2 separate regions of the Mus musculus genome follow, and region 2 is linked to region 1. The links are chromatin loops, found by intact Hi-C in ENCODE. Cell type or tissue: heart. All regions are shown on one strand.

Evidence for each region. A loop is a pair of places that touch in the nucleus more often than their neighbours do. Peaks named below come from ENCODE experiments on the same cell type or tissue, not always from the same donor. Only the 100,000 strongest peaks of a DNase experiment are listed, where the experiment ranks them.
Region 2: a loop joins it to region 1, with 2.4 times the contacts of the local background. A loop is called at or near these places in 17 of 42 quality-filtered maps.

What each region holds. Positions count from the first base shown.
Region 1 is chr17:8,522,296-8,527,295 of GRCm38, reverse strand. It overlaps a transcript of Pde10a not described here. Among named protein-coding and RNA genes, the nearest start is that of T, 90 kb to the right of the region's middle. In heart, a CTCF peak has its summit at 2,692; DNase peaks (open chromatin) are centred at 1,655 and 2,295; H3K4me3 peaks cover 2,639 bases; H3K27ac peaks cover 1,303 bases; H3K27me3 peaks cover 3,142 bases.
Region 2 is chr17:8,590,360-8,595,359 of GRCm38, reverse strand. It overlaps a transcript of Pde10a not described here. Among named protein-coding and RNA genes, the nearest start is that of Gm46585, 140 kb to the left of the region's middle. In heart, a CTCF peak has its summit at 2,495 (motif pointing right); a DNase peak (open chromatin) is centred at 2,499; H3K4me3 peaks cover 385 bases; H3K27me3 peaks cover 2,503 bases.

The sequences.
Region 1 (5,000 bases):
GTTCTCAGGGCTGGGTCTCGAGCACTGGCCTAGTCAGCTCCTCTCCACCCCACCCCCAATTTCTCTTCTGTGGGTAAGTCTACCCAGTTGCTCTAAAGATTGGGGCATTCCTGTGGAGCATCTCCCGCTCCAAAGCTCTCCGCATGTGCTCAGTCCTCTGTCTCCTCCCCCTCCCCCTACCTGGCTCCTCGCTGCTGCCCCCAAACCAGGCAGTGGGTTCCTCCTCTGGGAGCTGGGGTTCTCCTCCACCCTCGAGGGCTTTGCGCTTCTTCGACATCTCTGCCCAGGGCCTGGGGTTTGGGGGTTTTCTTTTCCCCTCCCCCTGGCCCTCCCCTCTCGGAGAGGAGAGTGAAGGTGGGGTTAGGTGGAGAGGAAAGGGGTGGGGAGAAGAGGCCAGGGAGGGAGATGGAAAGAAATTGCTGCCGAAAGACAGGAAGGGATCCGGAAGGCAGGCAGGAGAGGCAGGGACTTGGGCAGAACCCCCAGGACTGCTTCCATCAGTGTATCAGTGTGGCCCTCTTCTCTCTCTCTCTCTCTCTCTCTCTCTCTCTCTCTCTCTCTCTCTCTCTCTCTCTCCTCTCTCTCTCTCCCTCCTTCCTCCTTTTCCTTCTACTAAAAGGGTGAGCTGAGAGGAGAAATCAAAACCCAAGAGGTTCCTCAGATACTTCAGAGGTCTCCTGCTAAGGTGGGAGGGGGCCTGGGTGGGGTCCACCACCACCCCCACTTAGGACTCCTGGTCCTGCCTGGCTATGAGAAGCCTGCTCGTGGCTGTGGGGAAACAGCCACACTCTGAGTGTTTGGTCCGGATGGTTGGGATGCGGTTTCAATGGATTGCCAAATAACATAAAATAAAAGCTACAGAAGGCAACAGAGATGCTTTCAGACACTAAAGATGCAGGACCCGCTCCTCCTTTTGGTATCATGTGATATCTCGCAAAAGAGACTGGGGTAGAGGAACGGACAAGAGGCAGGGATGGCCGGTGCAGGGAGATCTGTCCCTACTGAGGATGGGAGACTGGCAGCAGGAAGGAGGGAGGAGGTTGAGGCGCTTGACAGCCCTTCTCTGCGCCACCTCAAGAGGCACCTGCGGGTCTGGCTAGGCAGCCGCTGCAGTTTGCAGCTGGGGCGCAGTCTACTCTGGAACTTGCAGCTCAAAAACTCCAGGAACCCTGTCGCTTGGCACTGGGGTTAGCTGCAGGCTCTCCCATCTTCCCTGCTAAGCTTTACAAAGTCCGGTGCTTCTGGCTTTACACTCCTCACCCCGATCACCCAGTCACATCCACAAACACTGACACACTGCTCACGCAGGCACGCGCGCGCGCACACGCGCGCACACACACACATTTTCTTACTGCTGGAAAGCTTGCAGAGAGATAAGTTTTCTTTGCTTCTTTTGTTTCTTTCTTTCTTTCTTTTTATCCCCCTTTGGACTCTCAGTGGCTAATGTTAGATTTAAAAAAAAAAAAAATTATCAACTTACCCGCCAAAGTATCCTCCAGTACAAAACTCCTATCTGCTTCATCGCCAGTTCACAAATTCAAAGCGGAGCGGTGGAGACAAGTCTCTGGGAAAGGTGGGTCCAGGCTCCATCCAGGGCTGCTCAAAACAAGTTGCCAAACCCGGGTGGCCCAAGTCCAGGACTTGTCCAAGACGCTCGAATATGCTCCATGCGGCAGTATTCCAAGGGCTTCGGGTACTTGGAGTTTCCACGCTGGTCATCTCGCAAAAGGGGGAGACAACTCTAAGAAGGAGTGATGCTCCCCTCTCCCGCCTTCCTTTCTGAGGTGCTCCGGAAAGCAGTAAGGTGCTTTCTAGGCACCAGTGAAGACTGGTCCACCTCAGTTTAGCCTCTCGACGGAAGCAACTTTAGACCCACACACCTAGAAGTAGTGTGTGTGCACACGAGTGTGCATGTGTGTGCACGGCGCGTGTGTGTGTATGTGTGTGTGTGTGTGTGTGTGTGTGTGCGTGCGTGGGCGAGTGTCCAACCCGTGTGCCCTCGTGCACTTGACATGGGGGCGGAGTTGGGGGGGCTGCGTGTGCTCTGAAGAGCCACTCTCCCCTGCTGCTGGAACTTAGAGAGTTTTCCTTTAAGCCAGCGACGCTGATGCTTGGACGCCCCCCCCCCCCCCCCCCGCGTCCAACAGGAGGCGATGACGTCTGCAGCCTCGTTGCCAGAGCAGTCCCCAGGCGGCGGCTGCTGTTCATTGACAGGAGCAGAGGCTCGGACGTCAGCAGCCGGACCTTGGCGACGCTGCTCCCGCGGAGACGGCTCCCACCCCCGCACCTGCCAGCCCGCGGGGGAGGAGGGAGTGAAATCAAAGCCACGGAGGAGCGGATTGGGGCGACGCTGGGGCTGCAGAAGGGGGGTGACTCGGATCTGCCCTCTTTGTCCTGGAGCCCCGGCGTATATAAATAGTACAGTCTCCAGCCAGACTTGCACCCGCTCTCGCACACCCCCACGCCCCGTCCCTCCCCCCCCCTTCACTTCGTGTCGGGCTGGCTCGGCGGGAAGGGAGGCAGGGGGCGAGAATCAGGGAGTGGAAATAGATGTTAGGTTTTTTTTTAAATCTCTTCCCATTCATAGATTCGGCTGGAGTCATGGGGCCTTGGCTCTGGGAATCGCAATGAATGGATGGATGACTGCACGTTCTGGGACCACCAGGTCCGTGGAGGCGTAGCTAGCACAGGGGGCGCTCTTCCCGCGAGGGAGCTGGCACCCTTGCCCAGGCACACAGAGACTGCAAACCACAAACCCCAAGGAGGCCAAAGGCCTGCCATCTCCCTCTCCTCCGATCCCTTCTGGTTTATTCTCTCCCTAGGAGGCTGCGATTGGCAAAACTCGAGCTGCTGAATTGAGAATCTGCACACAGTGGAGCTCCCAGTCCCAAATGGAACCTTTGACAAGGGACTTTCTGTAGTCAGGACAGTGACAATTGCTAGAGGAGCAGCCACATGGTGCAAGATTATTAGTCACTGGGGTGTTGCTGATGGCTGAAGACCTAGCCCCTCCCCACCTAAGTACCCAAGAGCGCTCCACCCAGGAAAGGAGGGAGTGCGGTGTGAAGATGCAGGGGTGCTTCAGCCGGACTTCTCCACAGGAGGCCAGCACTTGGAGAATCCCTGGTCACCAGTGGCTGCAGCAGCTAGAGGCCTACCCAGGACCACACAGGCAGGGATCACCACCTGCATCCCTGGCTGTGCCCCTCCCCCATGCACTGAACAAGCTTCTGAGGCAAGAAGCTAAAATTGCAGGTGCCCAGCAAACAGAGAAGTTTCATAAATGCATCCCATGGAGAGGCAGGGGTATCATGGTTTTGAAGTGAATCTGGGCCATTTATTATGTGCATGGCCGGAAGAGCTGGAGAAAGCAGAGCCCAGGATAGGAGAGCTACCTGCATAGCCTGTTCTAAGCCAAGCATGGCCAATGGCTTGGACAGGAGGGAGTGGGTGGGGAGAATGTCTCTGCCCTAATCATCAAAGATCACCAACCCCTGTGCCAGCAGCAGAGGGTCCTGGTCACCACAGAGAAAGGACAGAGAAATGCTCTCTGGGCTCCTCCACCTGCTCCATTCTTCCTCCTGTCAGAGCAGGCAGGTGGGTGCCTTCATGGGTCACTCTCTGGCTACTCTCTGCTCACCCTGCTCTGGACCATCCAGGAAGCACTTTCCTAGGCAAGCTGCTCCCTGTTCCCTTGTGTCAGCACCAGCCACTTCTCCATCAGTCATTCCATCTTCCTGTCCTCTGGTGCATCAGTGCCTAGAACGCACTTCCTCCTGCCCCGCCTCTGTGAATAGCCCACCCTTAGCTTGGACACGGGGCCCTGCCTAGTGTGTTCCTCTTGCCTCCTCTACCTCCCTGATGCTGCGGTGTTCCAGAACCATTCGTAGACCCCGTTTGCTCTCCATCACCTCTGAGGTAAGGCTTTCACCCTGTCTGATAGCTTTAAAATATGCCTTGCACAGACCTTCTCCCTCTGAGCTTGAGACTCAGGTGAACCACAAGCTCCCCTTGTGTGCCTGTGAAGTCTCAGAACCACCAAATTCCACTTCATTGCAGCCATGATGGCCCCATGGCATTCCCACGTTAATAAGTAGAAGCAGACCTCTCTTTCCTATTACCCCACTCCATCTATCCCCTCAGCCTTGAACGTGTCAGGCTCCAGGGACCTTGCATCACCCTCTCCAAACCTCCAGCACCACTGTCCAGGTTGGTGCTGCTGCTCTTTTGATGTTCCACCTCCATACTACACTCAGTGTAGAAACCATGACTGCTGAGAAAAATGAAAGATCATGCCAGTTCTCAGCTGAGTCCTCCTTGGCTCTCCCCCAACCCAGCAGCAGCCAGGATCCTGTGACCCTGTAGCCACTCCACTTTTTGCCCGCCCATCTACTCATCTCCAAGTTAACTTTTGTTATCAACTTGATTTGATGAATAAACACCCAGTATATTAGCGAGGTAAACCTTTGGGAATTTATGAGATGGTGTTTCCAGAAAGGATTAATAGAATTAGCAATACAACCTGCCCTGGAGAACACCATCGCAGGGGCAGACATCCCAGACTGAGCAAGAAGGAAAAGAGTGGAAGCTGAGAGTGTTCATGTTACTCCCTGGATGGCCCCACAGGCCAAGTCCCTCCTACGACCATGCCTCCCACTGTGATGGACTGATTTCTCTGAATTAAGGGACAGAATAAATCCTTCTTATGCTGTCTTTTAAAAGGTGTTTATGGTATTTAGTTATACTTCCCAATAACCAGAAAACTAACTGGTATAGAAAACGGATGCTGAGAACTGGGGCTGGGGCTGAGATCAGCCTGACCATATGGCTGTTAGGATTGAGGACGGATCTGTGGGAAGAATGTGGAAGTTTGGAGATGCTTGCTGGGGGAACTTCAAACACTGCAGGCAGAGCTGACTGAGTGGTTCTTGGGCAAGTTCAGATGCCAGTGGAAAAGTGGCCAGTGTTCATGAAGTTTCAGAGGGGAGATTAACACTCCG
Region 2 (5,000 bases), 68 kb before region 1:
TAGATCCCTGCTGTCTGTTAAGACCTGAGTGCTAGGCATCAATTGTGAAAGATTTTTCTCTCCCATTCATGTGTACAGGTAAACCTGCCTTCTCTATTTTAGGTGTGCGCTCATTAACCTCATTCTAGTTTCATTTGCAGTCACTGTGTTAAATATACAGACCCGTCATTGTGAGGAAGACAAGGCAGGACCTTCAGGCAGCTAGTCATATCATAGCCACTGATGAGTGGACTCAGAGAAAGCTTCTATGTTCCCAGGCTTGGCTCTTTGAAGAGAGAACATATGGTCTCTCCCTAGAAAATCTGTGGTTAAGGCTAGCCCTAAGATATAAACTAAACATGAAGGTTTAAAGTGTCAGATGCCAGCCCTCATGAATGCTTAGAAAACCATGTTTACTACCTTGTTTACCGTGTTCAGTTCAATTCCTCCACTCTTACACTACTTAGGAATCCCTGCCTAGGGAATGATGCCACCCACAATGGACTGAGTTTTTCCATATCAGTTACCTTAATTAAGACAACCCCACAGATATGCTCACAGACAAACCCAGTGCAGACAGTCCCTCAGAAACTTTCTTTCCTGCTGACTCTAGGTTATATCAAGTTGACTAAGCTAACCATCCCACTTTGCAACATTCTAAGTCATTTGTATATGCCTATTTTATTATTTTTCCACTTTCCTATCTCCACCTTCTGTGACATAATGTCCACGATGGCTAAAATCTTTGCTTTGTTTTCTGGACAGAGTGTGGCTCAGAGGAAACATCCCATAAACATGTAAGAATACACAGTTCATGTTCTAACAGCTGTTCAACCAGAGACCCTGAAGGAGAGGAGCTCAGACACAGACCAGCTAAGTCTTGAATATTTGGCCAGCATCACTCCTGAGACAGGAAATATAATTAACCACAGGCTGAAGAAGCAAGCAAGCAAAAGCCTGATATTTTCAAGCATGGCAGAGCTCAATCACTCAAAAACCCTCTAATGAGCTCTCAGCACCAGCAATACAACATCAAGCCAATCAACACTCCAGAATTGATGAGGGAGGGATTTATGCAAATTTAAGCCAATAAACACTCCAGCTTGGGTGAGGGCAGAACTTATGAGACCACTCATAATAGCTGAGGAGCTATTGGCAAGTGGTGGCTGCTGAGGGCAGGCTAAGCAGGTGCCATTTCTCTTCCAGGATGTGAACTATAGTCAATTGTCCATGTTCCTATGGATGATCCAACACCCATGGGCATGCAGGTAGAATAAATTGGATTATATTGTTTAAAAGAAAAGAACATGAAGGTGAGAATGATTGGAGGATCTGGGAGGAGTGGGGGGATTTGTGTCAGTTATAATCAAGATAAATTGTATACCTATATGATATGAAATTATCTGAGAACAAGTTAAAATATTCTAAAATGAAAGATCTTCCAGCACAGCCCTCTGTGTGCTTGCGCTCTGTGTTCTTTTTGGTCCTAGGTTCCACCATGTCTTCCAAGAATCCGCTGATAGACTGCCAACTACACATTCCTCAAACCTAACTAGCAAAGTAGATTTTGTGGGGATAGGGTTGACCTTTGGAGATCTCCATCAAGAACAGATGTCTAAAGGGCCTGGTGGCACATGCATGCCTCTCATCCCAGCACTCAGAAGTCAGAAACAGGAGGATTTGTGTTTGAGGCTAGCCTATGTTACATAGCCAGACTCTGCCCCCAAAGGCAAAAATAAATCAACAAACTAAGATGATTTGTACACAATTTTTCCAAATGCAGAATCCAGGGTATGAATTGCTATACTAAGAAACATAGGCTTCGGGCACCTGTCAAGAGAGAACGCTTTTGAGATGGCTGGGTGTGAGTTCACGCTGCTGTTACAACTAACAGCCAGCTACTTCCTGAGTTCACATGCAACAACGCGCCCCACGACATACATCCTCACAGCTTCCCAGTGAAAACATGCCAGTGTCAGAGAAACCAATGGTTCTGCCAAGCCCTGTAGCCTGGATACCCACAGCATATATTCATATAGACATCAGCACCAGGAGGGCCATATCCTTCCAATACACCTGCCATTATTCATATGATACTCCTGAGCAGGAAGTCCGTTCAAAACTTGCCCCTCCCCAGACCTCGTTTGCTCTTACTTCCACAGAAAGCGGTCTGAAAACTTTCCTCAGTTTGACCTGAGCAGCCTCCGCCCAGGGTTGAGCTGCTGCTGGACCTAGCTTCCCAGGAAGGTAGGCATCCCTGCATGTCTGTGATCACGTGCTTGTTGTGTATTTGCTCACTCCATCCTCCCAGTTCACCCGTCATTCATCTGCGCCGGTTCATTCGCTCGCTCACGTGCTCGCTGTTTCTTTGTACACTCCACTCACTTCCTCCCTCAGAGCAGTTTCCAGCGACTTTAGAGTCTCTGACAGGGAGCTAGAGATCGCCAGACTTCCACTCTGCAAGCTAAAACTATCCCATAGACTTCACCCAGCTAAGATCAAAGAGTGATTTCTTCCTCTCCCGCCAGATGGCAGCAGACGCGGGAAGATGAGGGGATGGCGGAGCAGGGAGGAAGGATCTAGTGGAGCCTGACAGTTGGCCAATGCCATTTGTTTTCTAAAAAGAATTTTGACTAGGTGATGGGGAGAGGATTGGTGGAATGGAGCCGACAAATCTCACAGCATCGGCCCAGGGTAATGGCTTTAGCTATGTAACCCAGCTCCCAGACCCCCACTCCTCTCCAGGCAGGTAGAAGAAGCCCTTGCCACATCCCTGTCCTTCTCAGCAGATCCCTGTTAGGCATGCAGGGGTTCCCTACTTTTCACTCAAGACTCATGACGTCATAACATCTAGAACAGCGCAGTCTTCAAGTGAAAATGCTGGGTGAGTCTCTGTGTCCAGAAACAAAGAGAACCTTATCTGCCTGTGTGTCCAGACTTAGGAAAGACAGGTGTTTCTATCACTGAGGGACCCCCACAAAGCCCATGCAGAGGACTGTTACGTGGAATTCTAGGTTCATCTGTCAGCCCCTGGTACCTGTTCTCTTGGACCCCAACTTCTAGGAAAGACCCCTCTCTCACCTTCCTCAACATTGTCTCTTGTAGATTGCCCTTTAAATGGAAAAGCCTTAAATGTCTAAGGGTTGTGGCTAAGGCCTGTGGATTGTACGTGCTCTCTTTAGTGATATAACAACCTCCTCTAGTGTAGGCTACAATGAATGGGTTGTGATTTTCTCCACTTTTGAATCCATTTAAAGGAGTCGTCGTCCCCCCCCCCCTCGCCCAAATAGATTTAAAGTAACTGTCAATGCTACATACAATGAATCTTCCCCCTGCCCCCATGTGCTCTCAGCCACTCACTTATCCCATTTCACCCCATTCTAAGGCCAAGATGCCCTGCAGGAACCACAGGGAGGTGGCCACAGAGGTTCTCCAGCCTCTGAGGTCATCACAGGAAAACCCTCTATCACTCTAGGTCATACACAGACCACTGGGCTGGGGTGCAAAAGAATCAGGAAGAGTTCTAACAGATGTTCCAGGATCCCATACAACACAGAGAAAAGGGAACATGCATTATTTCTATGCTTTGGGGCTAACCACACATCTCCAAAATTATGGCCAGTTCCCAGAGATACATTTTAGAATGGAACTCTACGGAATTGCTTAAATCTAGTCCTACACCCCCATCCCCTAAAGAAATCTGGCAAGGAAAAAAAAATCTCAAAGTATTTTAAATATGTTTAAGTTTTTGTTGGGCCACATTCATAGTTATCCTAAGTCGCGTGATTTAAAAGCTATGGGTTAGACACTGTGACTTAAACAAAAGAGAGTAAAAAGGACCCAGTGTATGGCTCTGGGGCAGGATGCTTTCTGATGTTTAGTGGGGAAAGAGATAAGGAGATCAGCTGAAGGAGAGTGAGACCGGAGTGGAGGAGCCACAAACACAGGATCCCATACAGGGGCGATCCTGGTAGCTCTGAAGAACGCTGGAGAGAAACGGGGACACTGGCAAGATGGTGAGCTCAGAGCCACACTACAGAATAACAGATGGAGAAGTCTGACCTCTGAGCTTCTCCCCTTAGTCTGCCTGTCACCCCCTCTCTATGCCATAGTCCAGCCTAGAATCCCCTCCATTTCTGTTCCCTCTCTTCCCACTCCTGGGACAGCCAATCAGGAAGATCTGCACACATTATGACTTATCCTGCTCAGTTTGGGAGTCCCACCCTGGGTGTTAGGTCAGCTTACATTGTGTGTTACTTCCCTTCTGTGAGACCAAGTGACGTCTGAGGCAAGGAAGCTGCCTTCCCGTGCTCGTATGATAATCTCTAGTGCTTGCTTGGCTCTCCTCTTCGACTTAACATTTACCTGTCGGTTTTATAGGCACCACCATGCACGCACCCATGCAACCCTTTTGCTACAACACCCCTAAGTCATGCCACCCCTGCGCTGCCCTCACACAGTCCACCCTGTACATCACCAAAGCGTCTCATCGGGCCCCACATTCCACCCACCAGTCATGCTTCACGGATAGGATCGGTCATCTTCCTGCTGCTCCAAGAGCACACACACTGCCTATCCATCTTCTCAGAGTAAATGCCAAGTGTACCGTGGCTTTCAAAGCCTGACCTGGCCTCCTCTGTGACCCCTCAACTCCTACCCTCCCTTATCCCCCCCCCCCAGCAGCTCTACACATTTCTCCCTCAATCCTATGGGTCTCTTCTCAAGACTGTCTGATCAAAAAGCTATCCAAGAAACAAGCATGCCTGGATGACGCAGGATACCTGTCCTCCTCTGGTTCCTTCTTGCTTTGCAGAGCAGTGTCATCTGACAGCTGTATACGTGTTCAACAATGGTCTCTCATTTCTCTCTCTGTCTCTATCTCTGTCTCTCTTTCTCTCTCTCTCTCTCTCTCTCTCTCTCTCTCTCTCTCTCTCTCTCTCTCTCTCTCTCTCTCTCTCCCTCCCTCCCTCCCTCCCTCCCTCCCTCTCTCTCTCTCTCCACCCCCCCAGGGGTCGGAGCTT